Regions from separate parts of the Homo sapiens genome. Here region 1 is linked to region 2. Evidence: read pairs that join two places in POLR2A ChIA-PET (ENCODE). Cell type or tissue: GM12878. All regions are shown on one strand. Links, peaks and the distances in the headings refer to the core of each region. The heading gives the core; the rest is flanking DNA.

The links. ChIA-PET counts read pairs that join two places held together with the same protein. Peaks named below come from ENCODE experiments on the same cell type or tissue, not always from the same donor. Only the 100,000 strongest peaks of a DNase experiment are listed, where the experiment ranks them.
Region 1: POLR2A ChIA-PET joins it to region 2 with 7 read pairs; 4 of 35 experiments call an interaction of 5 or more read pairs at or near these places.

The regions. Positions count from the first base shown.
Region 1 is chr6:137,198,565-137,203,913 of GRCh38, reverse strand. It overlaps IFNGR1 (interferon gamma receptor 1), which reads left to right. Exons shown (of 7, transcript NM_000416.3): 5 at 229-415; 6 at 2,906-3,033; 7 at 5,275-5,349. Among named protein-coding and RNA genes, the nearest start is that of IFNGR1, 18 kb to the left of the region's middle. In GM12878, for the core only: a CTCF peak has its summit at 1,645 (motif pointing right); no DNase peak of the experiment used is centred there.
Region 2 is chr6:137,118,612-137,124,003 of GRCh38, reverse strand. No RefSeq gene overlaps it. Among named protein-coding and RNA genes, the nearest start is that of IL22RA2, 52 kb to the left of the region's middle. RefSeq lists an enhancer at 2,283-2,452. In GM12878, for the core only: no CTCF peak of the experiment used is centred there; no DNase peak of the experiment used is centred there; H3K4me3 peaks cover 664 bases; H3K27ac peaks cover 4,087 bases.

The DNA of each region.
Region 1 (5,349 bases), core at 1-5,000, 80 kb before region 2:
AATTTGAGTTTTTAAATTTACCATTTTTATAAGGAATATAACAGATGCATAGTATCGTGCTGTGTTGAAGTAACAAATTGACTTATTGATAGTAAAGCTATTTTTAGACATGTTCAAGTCAATCATATATATTTCTTCAGTTGTTTGACCAGGACTAATATGGTGATTTTTTTTTTTTTTCAGATTAAAAGAAGCTGTGCATTTTCACTGTTTTCTTTTTTCATCTAGATCCAGTATAAAATACTCACGCAGAAGGAAGATGATTGTGACGAGATTCAGTGCCAGTTAGCGATTCCAGTATCCTCACTGAATTCTCAGTACTGTGTTTCAGCAGAAGGAGTCTTACATGTGTGGGGTGTTACAACTGAAAAGTCAAAAGAAGTTTGTATTACCATTTTCAATAGCAGTATAAAAGGTAAGTTCTTGCCATTTTTTTTCTAAATATAGAGGGAGCAGTAACTAAAATAGGATCATGTGAGGAAAGCAAACTCATTTGCAGTTTCAAAAGATCTGTTTTAACAATATTCATTTGCATTAGTTCCATTCCTTAGAGAAGTTCAAAATTAAAAATAAAGCAGTTTCTCACACATTTAAAGATATAGAACAACTAATTTGGAAAGCCATGTGATGGCCCCTTGACCCAGGAAAGAAAAAATATATAATAAGTACATAAAACTACACAAATGTTTGCATTTCAGGATTATGAATTATAAGTCAGTTTGTTACTTCACCATAGCAAGATGTTGTGAATCCACTAAAATGTTCTTTATGGGGATTGTAATTTAAAGACTGAAGAGCAGGAACGATCACTGGTTACAACTGTATGACGTGGACTGGACAAAGACTCGAGATTAATATCCAAAAAAGTTTATAGATGGGTTTGAATAATAGATAATGGGTCATTTTTATAACATTTTACAATAATTAATTTTATTTCATCTTTTAATGTGGGGGGTGGGGAGGTAGAGATATATATGCTAGAACTTGAACTTTAGAACTGTTACTCTCAGGTGTCAGGAACCTTAAAGAAGTTTGGACTTTTCTTTGCAGTTAGGAAATGTAAGTGTTCATTATAGATAATTTATAAAATATGAAAAACCAGAAGAAAACAAAATAATCTGTAGTTCTACCATGCAAAAATACCCCATTATTCACAGTTTGATATTTTCTTTAGTTTTTCTACATAGACATGATCATATTGTATAGTATATATGATTTTGTGTATTGCTTTAAGCATATATTGTAACTCATGCTTTGATGATTATCTTTGTGTGTGTGTGTGTGTGTGTGTGTGTGTGTGTGTGTGTGTGTATACATATATTTTTTTCCTTAGGATTTTTTTAGAATAGATTTCATAGGTTTAAAATTTTATGATGCAAGTATATTTTCGAGGAATGGAAATATAGGCTGAAGAGCCAGAACAAACACCTAAAATTCAATACTAATAACTTCAAGCCATTATATGAAGGTTTCAAATAGGTGATTTAAAGCAGTGCAATGCATTTTATGCTAATTTTCGTTATGCTATTTGAAAAATAAAACCCTTCTTAATGCTCAAAATTTGAAATAATGCAAATGCCGCAGATTTGTTTTTAGCCTGAATTATACACTGCACTGATAGTATGGCCACACGGTGGCATTGCCGTGGCTCCTGAGCAGCAGCCCTGCCTGCTTGCCTCAATGCCTTGCAGCCAGCACTTGCTCAGCCCGTGGGACTTCTAACAGCACTAATGTTGGTTTTGTAGTTATTTTCCTTTTTACTTTTGTAATGATTTAACTTTTTTCACACCCTGTAATAAGCGTAATAGAAGCATTCATTAGTAACTTCCATAGTTAGAAAATTCTGGGTAACAAAATGCCCTAAAGGATGCCGGACATTGTCACAGTATGTTAGAGTGCTGTTAATTTGGAAGAGAGAACTATGAAAAAAAAAAAATACTGAAGATTGTGCTGCAAAAATAAAAGGCAGCATTACAGCAAAGTACACAATGGTGATTCTAGATGTATGTGCTTGGAAACAAATCTTTCCTATTTTATATTATTTATGTCTGGTTTATAACTAAGGGGACTTTATTCCTGTGCAGCATTGCTGTGTGCATGTACATCTGTGAAGCTTTATAAGTATTTGCAGTCGTGAAATAAATGTAACAGGAAATTCTGAGGAGTGGGGCTAAATCATCTTAAGAGCAATAAACATTGCCAGAATTTCTTTCTTTTTTTTTTTGTTGTTTTGTTTTGTTTTGAAATGGAGTCTCGCTCTGTCACCAGGCTGGAGTCCAGTGGCACAATCTCAGCTCACTGCTACCTCCACTTCCCAGGTCCAAGCGATTCTCCTGCCTCAGCCTCCCACGTAGCTGGGACTACAGGCGCATGCCACCACACCCAGCTAATTTTTGTATTTTTAGTAGAGATGGGGTTTCACCATGTTGGCCAAGATTGTCTCGATCTCTTGACCTCGTGATCCGCCCACCTCGACTTCCCAAAGTGCTGGGATTACAGGCTTGAGCCACTGTGCCCAGCTGCCAGAATTTGTTTCTAAGGAGAGGTATTTTTAAAATTATTCTTTTGCATTTTTAACCGAAAGAAATGCATAACCCTGGAAACACACTGTATGTAGGGCTGTAAGGAAATTATTGTAGAAAAGCTATTTTAACTATGTTGTGTCATAGTAGAATAGTCCCAGAAAGTTCTAGAATTGCAGAGCTGGGAAGAACCATATTGCTATCTAAGACAGATACCTAATTTTTTACTCAGATTTCCTAACTTCTGCTTCCTTCAGTGTTCTTTAAAACTCTGGCCCTATTCACTAATTTGTAAATCTATTCAAGAATGGCACTAAGACTTTTTGATAGATAATAGCAGTATTCCATCTTAATTGTAACTTGTGATTTCTGCCTTTTTTAAGGTTCTCTTTGGATTCCAGTTGTTGCTGCTTTACTACTCTTTCTAGTGCTTAGCCTGGTATTCATCTGTTTTTATATTAAGAAAATTAATCCATTGAAGGAAAAAAGCATAATATTACCCAAGTCCTTGGTAATGTATTTAATTTTTTTATATACACTAAAAAGTTAACTTGAACCTTTTTTGATAGTTTCTTAAATTATGTTTTTAAAGTAGAATGATATTCAACAAGATGTCACCTGCCATCAATCAGTCAGTCTACCACACATGCAAAATCACATACTGTGTCTTTTGCTGTGCAGCAAGTATTTTGTTTTTTTTTTTATTCTCAGGGAAAAACACGGTGAGACAATTCTGTTAAAGATCTTAAAGTCTAGGGGGAAGAAAAGATAAATATACATTGGCTATATAACGTGTGATAGATTCAAAGATTTATACCTGAGCCCATGAGGACTTTGTCCAGCTTTGGGGTGGGGTTAGTCATGGCTTTTCCAGAGGCAATGCCTGAGCAGTCTTGAGGGACATACAGGAGTTTAGGCACTAGGGGACAGAATGTGCTGAGGTCCAGAGCCAAGAAAGCATGACTTTGAAAGCTCTGCAAATACAGAAACACTTCATTATGGTTGGAGTATGAAAGGAAAGTTGGCCAAAAATGAGACTAACGTAGGAGTTTGACGATTTTAATGTCCAACATTTCAAAGCCTTTGATGTAAAGAACATTTAAAGGTAACAGAATAGTATCTATTTGAGTCAAATATGACAGGAATAATATCTGTGATGCTCAAAGGGCACATTAAAATTTGCTATAAACTACCTTTAAAGTGGATAAGAACTCTCAACAGTTAGTAGTCAACTCACAAATGAATTATAATATTTTATTCTTACTAGTAATTAAGCACAAAGTAACCTTGCAGTATGCCATTTTACACGCGCTAGAGAAGAAAAAAGAAACCTGGATATCCAGTAGTACCAGCAGTAGCATAACGGGTAAATGCTGGTGAAAAGTAATCTAGCCCTGGTAAGAATAAAAGCACACAGTGGGTATTCAGTGTAATAGTGACGTAAACATACCATTTCTTTGATATGGTCACTCCACTCTTAAAAAATGTATTATAAGGAAATAATTTCATAAATAAAAAGATGTACAGGATATTTAACATGTTCCATAGCTAGTAAAAATTGGAAACATTTCCCCATCTATTAAATTATTTATCAGTATAAAGAAATAATATGAGCTACTAAAAATTATAATGATGAAGGCAAGTAATGAGAATATTACTTAAGTAGATGTGCCCACTTTGTAAACATAATGTGCGTACATGTGGAAGATAATTGTATTAGGATTCTCTAGAGGGACAGAACTAATGGAATATATATATAAAGATATATATATAATACCAAATAAACTCCCCTTTATATAAATCTATATTTTATATATTATATATTATATATATTTTATATGTTATATAATATATATTATATATTATATATAATATATTATAAATTATATATTTTATATAATATATTATAAATTATATATTTTATATAATATAAGTTATATATTTTATATATTATATTATAAATTATATGTTTATATAATATATTATAAATTATATATTTTATGTAATATAAATTATATTTTATATAATATATTATAAATTATAAATTATATATTATATATTATAAATTATATATTATATAATATATATTAATTATATTTTTCATATATATATATATAAAGGGGAGTTTATTTAGTATTATTTAGTATTAACTCACACGATCAGAGGTCCCACAATAGGCCATCTGCAGGCTGAGGAGCAAGGAGAGCCAGTCCAAGCTCCAAACTTGAAGAATTCAGAGTCCGATGTTCAAGGGCAGGAAGCATTCAGCATGGGAGAAAGATGTAGGCTGGGAGGCTAGGCCAGTCTCTCTTTTCACATTTTTCTGCCTGCTTACATTCTAGCCATGCTGGCAGCTGATTAGATTGTGCCCATTCGGGTTAAGGGCGGGTCTTCCTTTCCCAGCCCACTGACTCAAATGTTAATCTCCTTTGGCAGCACCCTCACAGACACACCCAGGATCAATACTTTGTATCCTTCAGTCCAATCAAGTTGACACTCAGTATTAACCATCACAGTAACGTACAAAAAGCAACATATATTAGTAAGATATCTGATGGCTTTTTAAAAATTCTAAAACTTTGTTTTTAATATTACTATGGGACCTTTCATTAAAAAGAAATGGCAACATCTGATTCACCCATTATCCTAAATGTGCCATTTGGTGGTCCATTACTTCAGACCTTTGTTTTTTTTGAGGGTAGGCACTTAAGCTTAACAATTTTTTATCTTTAATCAATTTTTCTCCCCATAGATCTCTGTGGTAAGAAGTGCTACTTTAGAGACAAAACCTGAATCAAAATATGTATCACTCATCACGTCATACCAG
Region 2 (5,392 bases), core at 223-5,222:
AATCTCAGCTTATTGCAAACTACGCCTCCCGGGTTCAAGTGATTCTCCTGCCTCAGCCTCCTGAGTAGTTTGGATTACAGGCGCCCGCCACCACACCTGGTTAATTTTTGTATTTTTAGTAGAGACGGGGTTTCATCATCTTGGCCAGGCTGGTCTCGAACTCCTGACCTCGTGATCCACCTGCCTTGGCCTCCCAAAGTGCTGGGATTACAGGCATGAGCCACCATGCCCGGCCCATCATTTGTCTTAATTAAGTCTTGCCTCACTGGATATTGGGGAGAAGTCTAGTTTCAAGAGTTCATGTCTTTTCTGGACAGTCTGACAGTAGTCTAAGTAATGCCCACTCAGAAGCCATGTCTGCGTGAGTCCAGTCTTGGAAGTAACAATAAGTGTAGAAGTTTCTGGTAGAGTCCTTTCCACTAAATTTCTGAAACTATCCTTTTTTGATAAAGATCCATTTCTAGAGTTGTAGCTTATAGCAGAGGCTTCAGGCAAGTATAAGAGAAGGGCTGAGACCACTGGTTTATAAGAAGACAGACTGGCTGCAGTTAGTATAATAACTAACAAAATCAGAATGAAGGAAAGTAAAATTTTCTACTAGGGTATAATACATAATTGCCTTCTGAGGATTTGATCAATATTTCCCCTGAAGATAAGAATAGTCTATAAACAGTTAGAATTGTTAACAAATATCCAGGGCTTTCCAATCCATCCTGCCAAGTTGTAACAAGCTCTGAAACACACTTATCAGTAGGACTTTACCAGCACAGAACTAACCTAGGAACAGCTGAGCCTCATTTATTTAACCTTTTCCATGAAGCTGTCATGATAGCGTTGAACGAGTTAAGAAAAATAGACCACCCCAAAACTAATTATTTTTAGCCCCCCTCTTTTTATAAAGTTTAATTTAAAAAATCAATTTTTAATCTGGGAAGAACCTCAGAGGAACCACATAGTTTGTTTAGTGCAAAACGTTTTTAAGAAAAAAATTTTATGAATCTAAGATCTGATCTTGGGAAGGCAAAACTGAAACAACACAAGTGGATGGTTTCTAGTTCAGAGCATTACACAGGTGCTAGTGATCAGCGTATAGCCATAGTAGGTGGTTTGGCCCCTTATTAATAAGAGGCTCATGTAGCATTTAAAAATAAACCCAACAGAAGGTAACACCATCGTAGGAAAACTTAGCTTACTCAGAAGTAACTTTTATTCTTTGCTTGCTTGCTTACTTGTTTGTTTAATAATCAAGAACAGGCCAGGTACAAATGACTCATGCCTGTAATCTAGACACTTTGGGAGGCGAAGGCAGGAGGATTGCTTGAGGCCAGGGGTTCACAGTTACAGTGAGCTATGATCATGTCACTGCACTCCAGCCTTGGTGACAGAGCGAGAACCTGTCTTTAAAAAACAAACAAACAAAAAACAAACCAAAGTCAGCATAAAGCATAGAAAGTTATTTTGATGAGATATGTAATCTCTGCCATTTGAAATAACACAAAGGTAAAGGATAATTTACTACCTCTTAATAAGCACAGACTGAGGACTGCAAGTCCAACTTATCACATTTTAACAGAGGAAAAAATTTATAGTCTTGCATTAACACGGTATTCATGTGTTTTCTTTTTTAAAAAAATCTTACAAACAAACCTGTCAAAATTGAGCCAACTTTGCCAAAACTTTTAGCACATTGTGTTGCTTCTTTTCAGATTCATTTACCTTTAGGTATTAATCCAAGGCAAATAAAATTCTCTTTCTGCAAGCCTTCTATAAACCTTAAATATCATATCAGGTTTTTTCTTTACTACTTCTTTAACAAGATGCTCTCCTATAAGAAAGTCTACTCTTTCTCTTCCTTGCTAAATAATAACTCATCCCATTATTACCTAGATTCTACATTCATACTTCTCTGCCTCCACTTTACTTAGGATAGTCTCAACCACATAGAGTAATCATAACTTTTAAACAAAGTAATTAATTTCTCTTTCATGGAAAACTCTGGAAGACAGGACATTGAGAACTGTCTTTCGTACACTAGCATTTTAGCAGACCAGCAAAGCTCACAATGTGTGTGTGTGTGTGTGTGTGTGTATAGTATCTGCCAAAGAAGAATAGATCTTTGTCATTCCAACAGAGATGACAAAAAAAGTCAGTGCATAGAACCAGATCTCCATCCACTGCTGCCACAAAAGGAGAGTAACAGATTAGCTGTGCACAAGCCAGACTCACATGTACACAGGGTGGCGATCTCAGTAGAGACAGGCTGGGTATGTATTAATACTAGTCCCTGAACTTCAGTGAAAAAATAAATATGGACCAAACTTAAATTAGACAAGGCATAATTGGATGAATAGATGTAGCTCAGAACAGAAACAGAAACAAAAACAAAAACAGACTTGAAGAAGGGAAAAGAACAGAGAAACAGAGCCAGCAGGGTAAGTGTTTATTGCTGCTTGAGATTGTCTCCAAGAGCACAAGAAATACCTGGCATCAATCAGTGCAAAATTCAATAAGCCTAATTAATTTCAGAAGGGGAGTTTCCTGGGACATCTATGTGGAATCTCCAAAAATTGTCAAAGTACAATATTCAGTTAAAACAGATCTCCCAGCCTCATGAATATAACACATGTTAAAGATTTATTGAACTCATTATTAATGAAGGAATCAGCAGAAAGTTAAAGCTGGTTTAGTTCCTGCTTATGGTTTCAAATTGCTTTTCTCTAATCAACATCCTTTTAATACCGTCCTTTTTCTGTTTAAATTACCCAGATTTGGTTTCTGCTGCTTACACCTAAGAGACCAGCCTACTACATAAATTAGTACCATCACTGGTTCCAAATAACAGGCCTTGAGAGACAGAGAAAATTTGTGTGTATATTTTAGCCTTGTTAGAGCTGAGGGCAGTGAAAACATAGGTAAGAGATGGGACACTAGAAGCTAATGCTTGCCTTTAATCAAATTTCCTCTATGATACCCTGGAATAAAATGTCCCTTGAAGTCAAGGCTTTAGAGGAATGAAGGGAGGTATTGTCTCTAGAAGATTTAAAAGCTCTAATACAAACAAATGGAAGTTTGTTTGACTTTTATTACCATGTGCCTGTATACTCATTCACTAGCTTTTTTGGTCTGAAAAAAAGTAAGTGGGTTTTGGAAAATGACAAAGAGTAATTGTAGGTTTAATCAGGTAGTAACTCCTGTTATAGCTGCTGTTGAAAAAACAGTCATTGATTGGAGAAAGTCAACACAACCTCTGAAAACCAGTATGCAGCTTTTCATCAGGCAAATCTATTTTTCTCTATTTTAGTCAATATAGAACACCAGAAACACACCTTCAGGAGAGAACTGGAGTGCTCTACCATCTGCAGGACATGGCACTGTCTACTGCTCAGAGGAGACTGGGCTGACAGAGCTGGAGAGCCAGAAGTAACCCTCACCCACATGATTTAGTAGGATACGTGTGTGCCAGAGGGAAGGAAATAAAATTCATAAAATTCAGGAACCTACCCAATCAGTCAAGTCCTAGGAGGTTCAGCACACTGTGAGATACCCTCTGAATTAAGTGACATGTCGCTATCCTTTTTACCCCCTACCATTAAAAAAGGTCACTCGGTGGACCTCCTCAGGGTTTGGAAGCAACATTTGGTTTACAGTCCCTTGCGTTTACTAGATGAATTGAAAATTTTTGTATTTGAGTTCAGCCCAGAAAAAGAGATGACTTTTCTAGTTCATACTGCCAACAAGCAGCTCAGCCACTTGGTTCTTAAGTCCCAGAAGAACTAATTCACTGTATTCTGTGGACAAGTTGAAAATTAACAACTGCCAACACACCCTATAGACGTGGTGAGGTAAGAAATAGGAAAGAAAATTAAATATATATCTCTCATATATTCACACATATATAATATTATATATATTTACATATAGATTCATGTAATTTTTAATTCATTTTTTAAACTTAAAAAATATATAAGTTTACATACACACATATGTGTAGTATTAGGTTTGTGCAAAAGTAATTGTGGTTTTCTTGCGGGAATCAGGAGGACTAGAGAGACCACGGGGAAGAGCAGGATGATTTTATTGAGTGCAATCAGACCCAGTGGATGATCATCCAGAGACTGGGCCCAGAACAAAGACAGACTTGACTTGTATACACACTTCTAAAAGAGGGTGGGCTAGCCTGAAACAAGCTTACAGTGGCACAAAGCATAGTGGCATGAAAGCAAGGATACAGGGCAGAACAAAGGCAGTTAATCAAATTGTGACAGGTACATAACCCAGAATTACACATGACCTTTGCTATGCAGCCCAGATGGCTGTTATCTAGACTTTGCTCTAGTGCCTTGCACAGGCTTATCTCATAACCTTTGCTATGGTGCCCAGGGAGCTGTAGTTCAGGCCTGCTCAGACAGCTCAGGACCTTCACTGTACCACTTAGATAAAACAGAATATTTGAAGTTACTAGTTACAGAGAACAGGAATCTATAAACTCATACCATAAGAGAAAGGAAAATTTGTTTTTCTCCTCCCAAGGTTGAGGGAGTGCTGGGAGAGTCTCCAGAGCACATTCCTTTGAGCCCTGGCTTCCCAGATAGTGTTTATCGAGGCTTTTCCTGGGTCTGGGCTGTGCCTGTTGCTGCCCCTGGGATAAGTCAGCCTAATACAGGAAAGCTTATTTCTTTTTCTTTTTAATTTTTTTTCTTTAATTTCCACCTCAGTTTTCGCCAGTGCTTTTTATCTTGGTCTCTGCTGAATCCTCAAGACCTGAAACCAACACATAATTGGTGCTTGTTAAATATGTGTTGAAGGATTGCGATTGAATAAATTATTGATCAGATTTTAGCCAGGGCCAGATTTCAGTTTTAGAAACATTACTCTGGCTGTAATATGAAAGTTAGATAGAGGAGGTAACACTAGAGAGGAGACCAAGCAGGAAGTCGGTGGCAAACCCTGACAGTAGACACACAGCCACGGCTTCCAAGGTTTTGGACTAAAATCCCACCCTCTTCAGCAAATAACTAGTCTCATTCTGGAAAATGTCTACTGTCTTATTACTCCCCTTGAGGGAGGCTGAAAGCCTGACCTCGGGGTCCCCTGGGACCATGTGGCCCACACTTCTCATCATGAATGGGTCTTCTCTGGACCATCAAGCCATGAAGCAGGAGGAGCATAGCAAGACTGGATCCAATCTTACAGCACAAATAAGACTGCAGGATGTCAAGGATCAATGGACAAGGTGACCCACTCAGTGGACGTGTGACCTAGTCAGTCTCTTTCCCAGACACCCTGGTGTTTTCTCAATGTGTTCGTGAGCAAATGTCTGTGCAATAGGGATGGGGGTCCCACATGGCTCAGAAGAGCACAGGCCTCCTCTCACTGAGGCTGACCTGGCTGC